Regions from separate parts of the Homo sapiens genome. Here region 1 is linked to region 2. Evidence: chromatin loops called from intact Hi-C (ENCODE). Cell type or tissue: PC-3. All regions are shown on one strand.

Region 1 (2,500 bases), 260 kb after region 2:
CAATTAACAATAACCTCTGGGGTTACTAGGGGGCGGTGGGGGTGGTATAGAGCGCCGTTCGAGATCAGCCACGCGCCTGAGCCCCATTCTAATCCGCTTAGCTACTTCCGAAGACACCTCCAAAAATAAAACTTAAACTTTGTTCTAAAATAAAGACAAAATCCAGAAGGGAATGGTTTACCTGGAGCGTTTCGTAGTGGGATCTCTCATGACCATACATTCTCTAATTTCTCCAAATTTGCTAAAATAGTCTCTAAGGCTATCTGTAGAGAGAGAAAGAGAGAGATGGGGGGGGGAGAGAAGGTGTGGAAAAAAAAAGCAATGCAAATTTTGATCAAGGACAAAATCCAAAAGTAGTTTTCTGTTGTTATTCTGTTTTGTTTTTGCATTTTTTGCACACGCGGGGGAAATTCGGCAACAGAGGTCGCATAGAGGGCTCAGAAAGGATTTGCTATTTAAAAAAAATAACCTTGCACAGGAGAAGTGGGGAGCCAATGGCGGGGGGGGGGGGGCTCCTACACCGGGATAACAAAGAGCAATAAAGAAGCCAAGAAGGGGGGGACCCAGGCGTCCCCCCCTCCCTCCCTTACCTGGTGAGGTCTGCCAGCTCAGTCCACCGATAAACATTTTACTAGAGGGAGAAAACATAACAGAAGTGAGCACCGATGTCAGATCGGCCATTTTGACGTGTAACTTACAAAAGCTAAAAGGAAAGCGGGGGGGAGCGAGCGAGCGAGAGCCGGGAGGTGGGGTGGGGGAGAAGGTGACGGCGAAATGCAATCCAAAGGTGTGTAACTTCCACGGGGGGGGCGCGCGGGAGAGGCGGGGGGGCGCGGGAGATGCCCGGCTCCGCGCACCGCCGTCCCCGCCGCTGCAAGGAGAGCGAGCCCAAGGCGGCGCGGTGGGCAGCGGCTGGAAACTTACCCGGGGTCGTGCTGGGAGTCGTTGGCGCTGCCCGAGGTGCCTTGGCTCCCATTTGCCTCCATATCTGAGCCCCCCCGCCCCCCCACCCCCAAAAAACCAAGCCCCACAGCGATCGGAGCGGAGCGGCGGCCGGCTCCGAGCCCCGAGATCTCCGCTCCCTCCTCCCCCTCCTCCTCCCCCCCGCCCGGGCTCCTCCGAATCTCTCTGCGAGCGGCGGAGCCGGGGCAGCGGCGAGAGCCGTCACACGTGGGCTCGGCTTAGCTCAGCCCCGCTGCCTCGCACACCCCCCCGTCCCCGCCCCCCCGGCCCATCCCCACCTCTCCCCCTCCTCCTCCCCACCCCCATCTCCTCCTCCTCCTCCCCCTCCTCCCCGGCGCACGTGGGGCGGAGTTCTAGAACGTCGTGTAACCAATGCCGGTGACGTCACGCACCCCCGTGCGGCCCCCGCCTGCCCGCGCGCGCACACTCGGCCCCCCACGGCCGGACCCACAAGGGTGGCGCGCGAACCCCGCGGGCGGAGGGGACCCCGCCTCCGGGCCGGCAGGGCGCAGGGCGAGGGGGAGCGCACCCCGACTTCCCTGGATCACATGGGCTGCGGGGGGCGGGTGGATCGGGGGAGGGGAGGCGCGGGGAGCTTGCTGCGGCTCCTCACCCGGACCTGGGAGAAGACGCCCCCCACCCTCTCTAGTTCGCCCTCTCCATTCAAGTTTGCCGGCCCCTGCCGCCGAGATCCGGGAATGGCACCAGCCGCCCGCCCTCCGCTGTGCCCTGTTTCCAGCCACCGCTCAGAAATTTAGGTCAAGGACGTCGGGAGCAAACCCACACCCTGGCGCTCCTTTGGCGGCCCCCGAGACGCCCCAGGATCGGGGGGCTTCAGGATGGCGGAGACCCTCCTGCACAAACACCAGCCACAAGTTTTATTTTCCTTTTGCGCTGGAAGTTCTCTCTGGCTCTGGCTCCACACCGGCACGTCTTGCGCGGTTCCCCGCCCTTCCCCAGTAGAGGTACCAATCCGTGCCCGGGAAAGGTTATTTTGGAACTTTGAGAAACTGACGCGATTCCAGTGGCGAGAAAGTGCCGAAGAAAGGGTTTCCGCGTTAATCATACAGTGTTTTAAAAATGTAATAAGATAGGTTATAGGAGTCAAGGTCACATGATTGAGGTTCAAAGCAAATGTTTGTATATAACGAGAAGTACTTTTGGGGTGTCTCTGGGATGGATGGGAAGGGTGGTTATTTCAGGAAACCCCTGTGTAATCCGTTCGTTATATATTTTATTTCTCACCCAGCCTTTGTATGCCAGGATAGTAAAGTGCATGATACTGAAATAGCCCAAGACCCCTCACGACCTGCAGAGGTAGCTAGGGTGGCAGAAGGCTTCAGAATCACTCCCACCTTAGCAGCAGTAGTATTGTGCAGCACGGGTTCTGGCATACAGTAGGTGCTTAATAAATGCGGTTTCATACCTTCATGCACTGAAAACTCCAAAAAGACAATGTCTGTAGCCTTCCAAAGGCATCGCATGAAAGTTTCTCCGGCAGATTCCAGACTGCCCAAATTCGGGCTGGTTTCAATTT
Region 2 (2,500 bases):
CCAAAGCAGCTCAGCTTCCTTGTGTGTAAAAGGAACACGTGATCACTGTTAACCTTCACCCCAGCATTGAAAAGTAGAAACTATTGATACAACACGCAGGAAAGCATTTGGCCTGTGGCAAATGACTACCCTATGCTATTACCAGAATGCATTCCAGCCCCGGCATGCACAGATGCTCAACAAATATCTGTTGGATGAGGACTGCATAATGGGATAACAGACTTTGTATTGATAACTACAAAGTTGTGAAATCAGTACGGATGAGTGAGGTTTAACTTTGTAAGTGTACCCGGCTTGATGTACTGTGATGCAATGGGTCGCATGCAAATAAACCATCTTTTGGAAACACAGGGGGAATGGACAAACAAACCATTCCATTCCATTCCTACAATGGAATACAGCTGGTACACAACTGGTGCACAACTGACCAGAGGGATCATACCAAGTGAAAAAGTCAGTATCAAGGCTGTATTACATACTGTATGACTCCATTTCTGTGACATTCTCAAAACGACAACATTATTGTGATGAGGAACAGATCAGTGGTTGCCAGGAGTTAGGAGTGGGGCCAGGGTGTAACTATTAAGGAGAAACACAAGGAGTTTGTTGGGGTGATGGAACAGTTCTATTATATATCCTGATTGTAGTGATAGTTACTCAAATCTCCAGGTAGTACAATTTTAAAGAATTACACACAAATACACATGAAAACTGATAAGGTACCAACACTGGTTTCCTGGCTTTAACAAAGTACTGTGGTTATGGGAGTACTATCATTGTGGGAAGCTGGATGAAGGGTTCACAAGAGCTCTTTGTCCTATTTTTACAACTTCTTGTGAGTCCTACACTATTTTAAAATAAAAATGTATAATAATAATAAAAAGAAACCACAAGGGGGCTCATGATTTCAAGAAACCCCATGGCAGATCTGTTTATAATACAAACAACTATGCCCTCATTTCTGTTGATTTGGATAAAGTAGGCATAAATAAGGTAGGCATACAGTAGAAATATCTATCCCTTATCTGTTTCTTGTATTTGGCGCTGGCATACACAACTCTGAAATCTTATTCTGTCACATGAATACATGAATTGGTGGTCCACACTCCCCCATCGCTTCCTCTCCCTAGTCCTCAGGAAATTTCATATACAGCTCTGCATTCCCTACCTAGCGCCCACTAGAGGGATTAATACAAAAATAAGCGTCCAATAAGTGCGTACTGTTGAGTTTCAGGAAGATTTTGGAGGATAAAGAAAAGAATTCAGATAAGGCCAGGTGCAGTGGCTCACACCTGTAATCCCAGCACTTTGGGAGGCCGAGGCAAATGGATCACCTGAGGTCAGGAGTTCACGACCAGCCTGGCCAACATGGCAAAACTCCATCTCCACTAAAAAATACAAAAATTAGCCCAGCATGGTGACAGGCGCCTGTAATCCCAGCTACTCGGGATGTTGAGGCAGGAGAATTGCTTAAACCCGGGAGGCGGAGGTTGCGGCGAGCCGAGATCATGCCATTGCACTCCAGTCTGGGCAACAGAGCGAGACTCCGTCTCAAAACAAAACAAAACAAAATAGACTCAGATAAAAAAGAGCATCAAACCCAGTGGTTTCCAATCTTTCTATTTTGAGCCATTAGGCCTGTCTTTCATTTAATTTTTGAAACACAGACCTTAAATGTTTTGAGATCTTTCATACACCAAACTACTTACTTTTGAAGTATGGAAAATCATTTATCAATATTCATCCTGATCATCACTGGAGCTTTTTGGCAGCGTGAAGTGGCTGGGATGGGGTGTGTCGGGGTGCTCTGTGTAAGGCAAGCAGGCCTGACATTTCAGTTGGCCCATATGTGGTTTGGGGTGGGGTACCCATGGTGCCTGATAGATTTTTTGAGGTAAGGAAGTCAACTTGAGGACTCGGCATTCCTTCTGTTGACCCTGAGAGGTTGGAAATTTTTGGTCTACTCCTTACACCCAAATCATGACTCAGATCTTTGTAAATGAGTATTGACAGAATAACCAACCCTCCTACTTAATCCCTGAGCCACACAACACCCTAAGGGGGAAAAAAGAACGGAGAGGGAAAAACCCATATCTTCCCTTAAAAAAAAAAAAAAAAAAAAAAGTATCAATTCAAGCTGCTTCAAGACCCAACAAGTATGTTTTTCTTTCATTTATTTCTACATCAACACTCTGAAGGATAAAGATCTTTCTCATTTCAAGAGCTGTCAATTTGCTTTAGTGCCATGTTTTCATCTGTTTGAGGTAAAGAGGAATTACAAAGCAGGCAAATGAAATAATGCACTGCAATCTAACATATTTTGGCAATTCAAATTGGGACCAGGGAAAAAGGAAATTAAACAAGAATGACAGGCCCACAGCACACCTGTGCTGTACCCCACTGGTCCACCCCTGTCTTCCCTCCACTTGCTAACTTTATAACTTGATGAAGTCTTCAGTGCTTTGCTGAAAACTGTACTATTTGCTGCACCCTAATTCTT

The links. A loop is a pair of places that touch in the nucleus more often than their neighbours do. Peaks named below come from ENCODE experiments on the same cell type or tissue, not always from the same donor. Only the 100,000 strongest peaks of a DNase experiment are listed, where the experiment ranks them.
Region 1: it touches region 2 in a loop (3-fold over the local background); 18 of 110 quality-filtered maps call a loop at or near these places.

What each region holds. Positions count from the first base shown.
Region 1 is chr17:57,255,229-57,257,728 of GRCh38, reverse strand. MSI2 (musashi RNA binding protein 2) reads right to left here and starts at 1,206. Exons shown (of 14, transcript NM_138962.4): 1 at 925-1,206; 2 at 591-631; 3 at 182-263. The coding sequence starts at 986. LOC101927510 (a long non-coding RNA gene) reads left to right here and starts at 733. Exons shown (of 3, transcript XR_007065860.1): 1 at 733-787. RefSeq lists a silencer at 1,022-1,651. In PC-3, no CTCF peak of the experiment used is centred here; a DNase peak (open chromatin) is centred at 1,288; H3K4me3 peaks cover 2,152 bases; H3K27ac peaks cover 428 bases.
Region 2 is chr17:57,514,275-57,516,774 of GRCh38, reverse strand. All of the region lies in intron 6 of MSI2 (musashi RNA binding protein 2), which reads right to left. Among named protein-coding and RNA genes, the nearest start is that of MSI2-AS1, 93 kb to the left of the region's middle. In PC-3, a CTCF peak has its summit at 1,199; no DNase peak of the experiment used is centred here.